2 separate regions of the Homo sapiens genome follow, and region 1 is linked to region 2. A link is an interaction called in ENCODE POLR2A ChIA-PET data of the cell type or tissue named here. Cell type or tissue: A673. All regions are shown on one strand. Links, peaks and the distances in the headings refer to the core of each region. The heading gives the core; the rest is flanking DNA. Region 1 holds the start of HPCA (hippocalcin). Region 2 has its middle 8.1 kb from the start of RNF19B.

Region 1 (5,372 bases), core at 291-5,290, 84 kb before region 2:
GGGCGTCTCCCTCGCAGTCCCGCCCGCCCCTCCTGCCGCCCCTGCCGCGCGCGCCGCAGCAGCGCCGCCTTCCCTGCGCAGTCGGTGTCTCCGCGTCGCTGGGTGAGTGGGGGCAGCTCCAGCCGGGGCCGGGGGATGAGGGCAGGGGGTTCCCGGAGCTGGGGGCCCACGTCCAGGGCTTCCCAACACCGCCGCTCCCGGGCTTCCCGGGAATCCTTGCCCCGGGTGGCGGGGGCGCTGGGGACTGGGAAGCGCGCGGTGCTCTCCAGGGTCCTGACCGCCGAGTGGCCGGCCCCTAGGAACCGCGTTCGACCGCCCTGGAGCGCCCCCTCCAGGAGGGGCCACGCGCCGGGCGCTGTCCTAGTGCTGAGCGGATGGAGGCGGGGGCTGGGGGACAGAGCTGAGGGAGGTTTGGAGCGGGTCCCCGGGGCTGGCTTCTCAGGTCGAGCTGAGGGGGTTCTTCCCATATGGGGGACTGGAGGTCTTTGCGGGCAGCTGAATCTTCTTGCAACCGGGAGGGGCAACTCCGAGGGTGGCAGGGCCCAGGGGGCACTGGAGGAGCTCTCTTGCTCCGCGCATCTCTCTGCCCCCACCCCGGTGACCCAGTTCCTTGGACCTTGAGGAGGGCAGTGCGGGACATGCCCCAGCCCTTCTCATTTCCTTAGCCCTTTCCCACTCACTTGTCCGGTGGGTCCTTAGCCTGGGCCATAAGAGGCTGGTCTAGAAAGGAGGGGCACCAACTTACAGAAACATGCATGTGACACACCGCCGAGGACACACACGGGTCCTCCAAATGGCCACACGGGCTCATTCCCTCACGCTGTGACGGGTGCATACCTGATCACATGCACATCTGAGGCACATGCAGGGACATAGATGGAAAGACACGGCAGGCAAATGCAATGCAAAAACCAGCGGCACACATCATGCATGAGCACATGCACTCACAACACACCCATTCACATGTGTGCAGAGCTTCATGCACATGTATGCACAAGGAGGCCCCTCCTTGCCCTAAGTGGGTGGGGGTCACCTGCACACACGCCTACATCCTTGTGCAGAACTGGCTGGCTGTTTCCTCTTCATTGCCTTCTACTCAGCCTCCACAATCTAACCTGCACTCAGGGGACCTTTCAGGACTAGATGAAGGGTAAGTGTTGGGGAGGCTTGGATGGGCTTGGTGGGGGGTCTCCTTGGAAAAGGGGCCCCGAGCAGGTCTGGGAAGGTTTGCAGCTCCCTCTCCTGGGACCTGGCAGCACCCCTGGGAAAACAGAAGGAAAACAAAGAAAAATGGCAAGGGTGCCTGAAGGTCCCACGTGCAGCTGGCCATGTGAGAGGTGTCGGCATGCGAGTTGGCGTGTGATGGCATGTGTGAGACATGTGGGGTCGTGGGCTGGTGTGTCTTGATGCACAGGGTATGGGAGTTGTGCGTGGTGCCATGTGTCGATTCGTGTGAGTTGTGGAGCAGAGGGAATGTCGTCATGTGTGGAGGCATGCTGACCCATGGGTGGGCGTGGGCTGGTACGTGAGTGGCATGGGATCCAGGGTGTGGATCTGGTGAGCTATGAAGCATACAGTTATCGGTATACATTCATTTGCACAGTTTTTGCATGAGTTTTGTGGCACCTGGGTATATGTAAGTCATTTTTATTTATTTAACATTTATGTAGCACTTATCTATGCAGCCATGGTTCTAAGTGCTTCACACATATTAACTAATTTAATCCCCAAAACAATCCTCTTAGGTAAGTACTGTTATTACCCCACTTTAAAGATAAGGCAGAGAGAGTTTAAGGAACTTGCCCAAGGTCACATAGCTGGTAAGAGGAGGAGCTGGGATTCAAACCTAGGTGATCTGACTCTGGAGCCCACAGTAACACCTCCCTCTGCTGCCTCTTGTTGGGCACACCTGTCAGAGGGAGAACAGGGCAGTGTCTGGGCTGCGGGTATATTCAGTGCTGAGCAGGCACATGTGAGGCAATGAGAAGGCAGTGGGTAGGACGGAGGAGGATCAGAAGGTTTTTCTGCACCTCTGTGGGCAACTCTAGGAGTCAGCCTCATAATGCCATGGCTGTGTGACCTGAAGCAGCCACCTCACGTCTGTAAGCCTGCCTTCTCATCTGTAAAATGGGGCAAATCCCCATACAACCTGTTGCGAAAGTGAATTGGTGTGCATTTGTGAAGGCTTAGTGGCTGGCACCTAGAAGGGCCTCAGTAAATGTGAACCACCCTTCCCTTCCTCCCTCTCCCAGGAAAGCGTATGGTCCAGGGAGATGGTGTGGAGCATGGCATAGATACAGGATGCCTGGGTCTAGGCTGTGTGACCTTGGGCCAGTTCCTCTCTTTCACTGGGCCAAACAAGAGGCAGGGATGGCTGTTGGCAGGGGGGCCCATCTGGAGCAGTGTCTAGTAGCCAGGAGGGCCTGATCACTCCTCTCTGCCCTTGACCCCCTTGGGGACCCAGGTGGGACTTGGCTCGGCGGCCATGGGCAAGCAGAACAGCAAGCTGCGGCCCGAGATGTTGCAGGACCTGCGAGAGAACACAGAGTTCTCAGAGCTGGAGCTGCAGGAGTGGTACAAGGGCTTCCTCAAGGACTGCCCCACAGGAATCCTCAATGTGGATGAGTTCAAGAAGATCTACGCCAACTTCTTTCCCTATGGTGACGCCTCCAAGTTTGCCGAGCACGTCTTCCGCACCTTTGACACCAACAGCGATGGCACCATAGACTTTCGGGAGTTCATCATTGCGCTGAGCGTGACCTCGCGCGGCCGCCTGGAGCAGAAGCTCATGTGGGCCTTCAGCATGTATGACCTGGACGGCAACGGCTACATCAGCCGGGAGGAGATGCTGGAGATCGTGCAGGTGGGCCCCTGGGCCCCTCAGAATGCCAGGCACAGGGCCCGGCAGCTTGCACCCACCACCCCTTTTGATCCTCTCAGCAGACCTCGTAGGCATGTGGTGGCAGGGGATATTCTTGCAATCCCATTTTAAAAATTGTTTTTAGGAAATATTTCCCATTTAAAGAAAAGTTGAGAAAACTCCCCTATACCCTCTACCCAGATTCACCAATTAACATTTTCCCACAGTTGCTTCATCATTATCAGTGTGTGTGTGCGTGTGTGCACACTAGTGTGTAACATTTTCTTGCTGTTCTGAACATTGGCCCTTTACCCCTGGATACATTAGGATATATTTCCTAAAAATAAGCACATTCTCTTACATAACCCATAATATGATTACCAAAGCCAGGATATTTAACATAGAAACAATGCTATTATCTAATCTACCAACCATATTCCAATTTTGCCAACTGTCTCCATAATGTTCTTTATAGCATTTTTGGCCCTGACCTGGGGTCATGCATTGCATCTAGTTCTCATGTCTCTTTAGCCCCCTTTAATCTGGAATAGCTCCTCATCCTTTCTTTATCTTTTATGAATTGACATTTCTGCAGAGCACAGTCCAGCTATGTCTAGTTGATCCTCATTTACACCAGAGGAAACGGATGCTCAGAGAGATAAAGGCACTTGCTTGAGGCCACACAGCCTGTGTGAGTGGGCCATCTGGCACCACTGTCTACATTCCATCTGGATACCCAGCCATCTTCTAACTAATTGATTGAGGGCCCACTATGAGCCTAGCATTGAGTGAGGTGCTCATGAGCTCAGTGCGTGCTTACAACAACCCCATGAGGCTCAGAGAGGTGAGGTGATGTGCCCAAAATCACACAGCACATAAGTGGAGAAAAGCTCTGGCTGGCCACTACTTAGAGCTGTCTACTGAGAGGGCTCTGGACTCATAGCCAGGAGGTCTGGCTTCCAGTTCTGGAAGTGGCCTTCAATCTTAGGTTGCTCATCTGTACGCTCATACTGACTTCACAAGGAGATTTAAGGACCGGATATAAATGCCTTTTGTTAGTACAAGTTTAAGTGTGCTGCATGTTAGCTTTATTTCAGAAACCACCCATCCCCTCAGCCCAGCCTTGAAGATGGCCAGGGCTCTGGCTCTATTTTATCTGCCTTTTTCCTAAGGCTTTACACATTTTTTCACCTGTAAAGTGGGGGTGTTAATCCCCTGCCTCACAAGGCTATTGCAGGGATAGAGTGAGATAAGGACTTGAGCGGAAGGCTTGGCATATAATTGGTACTTGGTAGACATTAGCAATTGTCTGTTATTATTTTCTCCTCTGCACATCCTCTGCTCTAGCCAGAAGGGCCTTTTCAGCATCTTTGAAATGTGCCCTGACTAATCCTGTCACGCAGCTTTGCACAAGCTCTTGCCCCCTTTCCTTCTGCATCTCTGAATCCTTTCCCTTCTGGTCCCTCAGCTCCACAGACTGCTGCCCCAGCCACTGCTGGACTCTTGACTTTGGCTTCTCCTCTTGCTAAGGTCTGGGTCTTCTCTCCAGGTGGAGATGTGATGCCCTCCCCATACCTATGGCTAGAGAGGGGAAAGCCCTAATGTTTGCCATGGACTCCTGTGAGCCAGGCATTTGACTCTTTAGTTGCTTGATGGTAGGGGGATCTGGGGGTCCTGATGGTAGGGCCAGGTGGCCAGAATGGTGGAGGATCACCCGGACATGGACAGCAGCTGGGTACTGACTATCTGAAGGAATGTTGGCATTTTACCACTTAGTGTGTTGCACTGGTGTGTACTGGTAAACCCCAGTCCTGCTGGAGCCACCACGCCCGGGTGTCAGTCAAGCTAGACCCATTCCCTGGGCATCCTCAGGACCCCTTTCTGGTGGCCTCTGCTATCCAGACCCTGGCTTCTTTTAGGGCGGCCCGGGGGCCCCAGACAGCTGGTGCACACAGAGCTCTGCAAGCCCCAGTGCCTGATTAATGACAAGTTGGCTCCCATGAAACCATGAGTAAGCAGCAATTCCAGACAATTAGTTAGGAGGCCCAGGAGAAGGCTATCACAGGGTTACTGGTCACTGGCCCAGTTCTTCTCAAGACCCAGCCCTCTGCCAGGTAATGGACACACTGGAGAGGAAGAGACTGCGCCTCTTGGGGCTCCCACTCTGGTGGGGGAGACAGATGTGTAGGTCACACTGACAAGCTCAGTGACAGGGGTGTAAAGGTGTCATCTGGGAACCAGGGGACTACTGAGTGGCAGGGAAGACTTGAGGATGTGGAGGATGAATAATGACTATAATATGAGCTGCTGTTTACTGACCACCCACTCTAGCCAGCCACGGTTCCTCACACATAATCTCATTTAATCTGAGGAAACTGAGGCTCACAGATACATATATGTCCAAGGCTACACAGTTAGTGAGTAGTTCAACCAGGACACCACTCCAGGTCCATCTAACTTTAGAAACTTGAGACTACCAGACCCCTCTATTCATGTGCTGGTCAGACAGGTA
Region 2 (5,372 bases), core at 148-5,147:
TGTAGCTGGGACTACAGGCACTAATCACCATGCCCGGCTGATTTTTTTTTTTGTATTTTAGTAGAGATGGGGTTTCGCCATGTTGGCCAGGCTGGTCTTGAACTCCTGACCTCAAGTGATCTGCCCACCTCGGCCTCCCAAAGTGCTGGGATTACAGGTGTGAGCTACCACGCCCAGCCTCTTTTTTTTTTTTTTTTTTTTGACATGGAGTTTCACTTTTTCGCTTTTGACGGAGTGCAATGGCGCAATCTCAGCTCACTGCAACCTCTGCCTCCCAGATTCAAGAGATTCTCCTGCCTCAGCCTCCCAAGAAGCTGGGACTACAGGTGTGTGCCACCATGCCTGGCTAATTTTTGCATTTTTAGTAGAGACGGGGTTTCACCATGTTGACCAGGCTGGTCTCAAACTCCTGATCTCAGGTGATCTACCCGCCCCAGCCTCCCAAAGTGCTGGGATTACAGGCATGAGCCACAGCACCTGGCTTCAAGGTTGCTTTGAAAGCTAATTTTAATTAGATGTCACATGAATATTGAGGCTCCTAGCTCCTTCCTCTGGCCTCAGAAGTCACCTCTACCTGATGTGATCTCCATTTTTCCCTGTGGATCATGAGCTTCTGTGCCTAGTCAGCCTGATCTGGGTCACCTCCTATTTTCTGGGTCTCCTGGCCTGTCCTCTCTCTGCCTGCCTCAGGGAGTGGCCTCTTTATCCATCTGGAAGTCTTCCTGCCTCTGACCTGTCCTCTGATGCTCACATCGAAGTCCTATCTGTTTTATCTCCAAAATGCTTATGGAATCTCACCCTTTGTTCCTGGGTTTACATGCACTGCCCTGTTCAAGCCTCATTATCTCTTCTGCTTCAATTTCGGCTCCAGCTCCTCAACTGGTCTCTTTTGTGAAGCCATTGGCTCATGTCTACCCCTACTCAAAAACTTTCTCCAGTTCCCACTGCAGAAAGCCTCATCTTCTTGCATGCCTCCTGGACTCAAGCCATTTGGCCTTCTTTATGTTATCTAACTAAGTATGCCCAGGATTGTTAAGCCTCGCTTCTTGGCAAATGCTGGTCCCTCTGCTTCTTATGCCCTTCCTATCCCTCTCCACTTGGTGTAATCCTGTGCATATTTCAGGCTCATTTCCATGGTTACCATCCACCTTTCTACAGTCAGACCCACCTCCCTCCATCCTTTGTGTCCCCAGGGTACAGTGTAGATAACTCTAGAGTTACATGTAGTACTAGGGTATCCACATACTTTACTGTCCAAAGCAGGACATTTGGAGGGATGAAAGGGAATGCTATTAATTTGCTCTAGTTTAACAGGTGTCAATTGATCTGTTCCAGGCAAACTGGAAGATATGATCACCCACCTACACCCAACATCGCTGTAAAACCCGCAGTTGATGCTTTCATTTATCTCATTCATTGCTCTCAACAGCCATGTGAGCTTGGTATTGCTATCCTGTTTTCAAGATGAGAAGATGGAGCCTCAGAGAGAGGAGACTTGTGGTCACACAGCCAGCTCATCATATTCTAAATCCTGGACTCTGACTCCATCCTTGGCACCTCCAATACCACAGGGTCTTGTCTGGGTTAGTGACATGTGGACTCTTAAGACAAAGAGGGAAGGTAGAAATGGAAACTTACTCATTGCATGCACTGGTCTCTGTCCAGGGCCTTGTGTAGCAAAGACCTCAGGACATGTTTGTTGGATAGATGACTTCTTTTTTTGTTTTGTTTATAGACGGTGTCATGCTATGTTGCCCAGGCTGGAGTGCAGTGGCTATTTACAGGCAAAATCATAGTATGATACAGTTTCAAACTCCTGGGCTCAAGCAATCCTCCTGCCTTAGTCTTCCAAGTAGCTGGAACTACAGGCTTCATGACACCAAACCCATCAGATAGGTGACTTCTTGGGGATAGATAAACTGTGTATTTTACTTAAAATCTGTGCCCCTCCCCAGGACTTGTTTTACATGGATTCATTCATTCAATCAATTAATTAACATTTAGTGTGTACCTACTATGTGCCTGGTACAGTGTCGGTGATATAGCAATGAGCAAAACAGACAAGGTCACTGCTCACATGGAGCTTACAATCCAGTGGGAAAAACCCTTACAAAAACAATCATACAAATAAACATACAGTTACAAATCAGGATAGATGCTAAGAAGGAAAAATACTTGGTGTGAGGTGTAAGAAATATTTTGGAGGTAAATTTAATAGGTTTTGGTCATAGATTTGATTGGGGACAGCGAGATGGAGATGGTTCTCAGGTTTTTGCTTGAGACAGAGAAGAGCATTTTGGGGAGATAAGTGGGGCTGGATGTGTGGGACTTGAGGCATCTGTCGGATTTCTCTTTTAATCTTTGCCACCTCCAGCAGGTTGATTTACTCAAAGCTGAAAAATTACAGCAAGTAATGGAAACCTGCAAATAAAGCTGGCCTCCAGGTAGGTAAGGTAGAAAGAGGGGCAGGTGTGGGAAGTCAGGAGAAAAGCAGAGAAGGGAAGGGGGACGAGAGGTGTTCATGGAGACAATAATCAGACCTCCCAGACAATAATCAGACCTCCCGAGACAATAATCAGACAATTGCTCCCACACAATAATCAGACGTCCCAAGCTCCCAATAATCAGACCTCCCTAGGACTGCGGCGATACCGTGCGTTTCACACTGCGGAACGAGCACGGCTCGCGTCTTCCCTTGCCCGGGGCAGGGCCAGCGCTTTCCTTGGGCACTCGAACGAGGGGAGGGGGCCGCTTAGTGCCTGGAAATCCGAGCAGCCTTGGCTTGCTTGGCTGCGCAACCCGCCAATCCGGCTGCGCCCGGTGGCGGTGCCATGTGACCAGCCTCCCTTTCCCTCCCTGGCCTTCCAGGGAAGACCGGCATCCCCGCAGTGCCGCCACCCTCGCCATCCCGCCCCCGCCCCTCGCGTGCCGCATCCGCGCGGGAGAGCGCCCGGCGAGGGGCCGGGATTCCGCCGCGGTCCGCTACGGCGCAGGGGACGGGAAGGGAGCGGAGGCGAGCGAGTTGCTGCCGCAGCTCCCGCAGTGTTTTCTGTCAAGGTCAAGCATACCCACTCTTTGACAAGGCTGCCTCCGAAATCCCTCCCTTGCAGTCCTCCCAGCCGTTCCCACCGCCTTTGCCACTCATCCGGCGGCAGCCGTCCTCGGACCACTGCCCCTGCCTCTCACTGGGCTTCCAGCAGACACAGCGGGGGATGGGAGGGTTTCTTTTTTTTTTTTTTTTTTTAATTTTTATTTATTTATTTATTTTTTTTTTTTATTGATCATTCTTGGGTGTTTCTCGCAGAGGGGGATTTGGCAGGGTCATAGGACAATAGTGGAGGGAAGGTCAGCAGATAAACAAGTGAACAAAGGTCTCTGGTTTTCCTAGGTAGAGGACCCTGCGGCCTTCCGCAGTGTTTGTGTCCCTGGGTACTTAAGATTAGGGAGTGGTGATGACTCTTAACGAGCATGCTGCCTTCAAGCATCGGTTTAACAAAGCACATCTTGCACCGCCCTTAATCCATTTAACCCTGAGTGGACACAGCACATGTTTCAGAGAGCACAGGGTTGGGGATAAGGTCACAGATCAACAGGATCCCAAGGCAGAAGAATTTTTCTTAGTACAGAACAAAATGAAAAGTCTCCCATGTCTACTTCTATCCACACAGACCCGGCACCCATCCGATTTCTCAATTTTTTCCCCACCCTTCCCGCCTTTCTATTCCACAAAACCGCCATTGTCACCATGGCCCATCTCCAATGAGCCGCTGGGCACACCTCCCAGACGGGGTCGTGGCCGGGCAGAGGGGCTCCTCACTTCCCAGTAGGGGCGGCCGGGCAGAAGCGCCCCTCACCTCCCGGATGGGGCGTCTGGCCGGGCGGGGGGCTGACCCCCCCACCACCCTCCCGGACGGGGCGGCTGGCCAGGCAGAGGGGCTCCTCACTTCCCAGTAGGGGCGGCCGGGCAGAGGCGCCCCTCACCTCCTGGATAGGGCGGCTGGCCGGGCGGGGGGCTGACCCCCCCACCTCCCTCCCGGACGGGGCGGCTGGCCAACCCCCCCCCCCGCCTCCCTCCCGGACGGGGCGGCTGGCCGGGCAAAAGGGCTCCTCACTTCCCAATAGGGGCAGCCGGGCAGAGGCGCCCCTCACCTCCCGGACGGGGCGGCTGGCCAGGCGGGGGGCTGACCCCCCCACCTCCCTCCCGGACGGGGCGGCTGGCCGGGCAGAGGGGCTCCTCACTTCCCAGTAGGGGCGGCCGGGCAGAGGCGCCCCTCACCTCCCGGACGGGGCGGCTGGCCAGGCGGGGGGCTGATCCCCCCACCTCCCTCCCGGACGGGGCGGCTGGCCGGGCGGGGGGCTGACCCCCCACCTCCCTCCCGGACTGGGCGGCTGGCCGGGCGGGGGGCTGACCCCCCCACCTCCCTCCCGGACGGGGCGGCTGGCCGGGCAGAGGGGTCCTCACTTCCCAGTAGGGGCGGCCGGGCAGAGGCGCCCCTCACCTCCCGGACGGGGCGGCTGGCCAGGCGGGGGGCTGATCCCCCCACCTCCCTCCCGGACGGGGAGCCTGGCCGGGCAGGGGGCTGACCCCCCCTCCCCCCTCCCGGACGGGGCGGCTGGCTGGGCGGGGGGCTGACCCCCCACCTCTCTCCCGGACTGGGCGGCTGGCCGGGCGGGGGGCTGACCCCCCCACCTCCCTCCTGGACGGGGCGACTGGCTGGGCAGAGGGGCTCCTCACTTCCCAGTAGGGGCGGCCGGGCACAGGAGCCCCTCACCTCCCGGACGGGGCGGCTGGCCGGGCGGGGGGCTGACCCCCCCCCACCTCCCTCCCGGACGGGGTGGCTGCCGGGCGGAGACGCTCCTCACTTCCCAGACGGGGTGGCTGCCGGACGGAGGGGCTCCTCACTTCTCAGACGGGGCGGTTGCCAGGCAGAGGGTTTCCTCACTTCTCAGACGGGGCGGCCGGGCAGAGACGCTCCTCACCTCCCAGACGGGGTGCGGCCCAGCAGAGGCGCTCCTCACGTCCCAGACAGGGCGTCGGGGCAGAGGCGCTCCCCACTCAGACGATGGGCGGGTCAGGCAGAGATGCTCCTCACTTCCTAGATGGGATGGCGGCCGGGCAGAGACGCTCCTCACTTTCCAGACTGGGCAGCCAGGCAGAGGGGCTCCTCACCTCCCAGACGATAGGCGGCCAGGCAGAGACGCTCCTCACTTCCCAGACGGGGTGGCGGCCGGGCAGAGGCTGCATTCTCGGCACTTTGGGAGGCCAAGGCAGGCGGCTGGGAGGTGTAGGTTGTAGAGAGCTGAGATCACACCACTGCACTCCAGCCTGGGCACCATTGAGCACTGAGTGAACCAGACTCCGTCTGCAATCC

The links. Peaks named below come from ENCODE experiments on the same cell type or tissue, not always from the same donor. Only the 100,000 strongest peaks of a DNase experiment are listed, where the experiment ranks them.
Region 1: POLR2A ChIA-PET joins it to region 2 with 6 read pairs; 4 of 35 experiments call an interaction of 5 or more read pairs at or near these places.

The regions. Positions count from the first base shown.
Region 1 is chr1:32,886,414-32,891,785 of GRCh38, forward strand. It overlaps HPCA (hippocalcin), which reads left to right and starts at 78. Exons shown (of 4, transcript NM_002143.3): 1 at 78-102; 2 at 2,465-2,863. The coding sequence starts at 2,486. RefSeq lists silencers at 197-286, 367-416, an enhancer at 672-841 and a cis regulatory region at 757. In A673, for the core only: a CTCF peak has its summit at 347 (motif pointing left); a DNase peak (open chromatin) is centred at 308; H3K27me3 peaks cover 1,062 bases.
Region 2 is chr1:32,970,215-32,975,586 of GRCh38, forward strand. No RefSeq gene overlaps it. Among named protein-coding and RNA genes, the nearest start is that of RNF19B, 8.1 kb to the left of the region's middle. In A673, for the core only: no CTCF peak of the experiment used is centred there; a DNase peak (open chromatin) is centred at 2,807; H3K4me3 peaks cover 888 bases; H3K27me3 peaks cover 824 bases.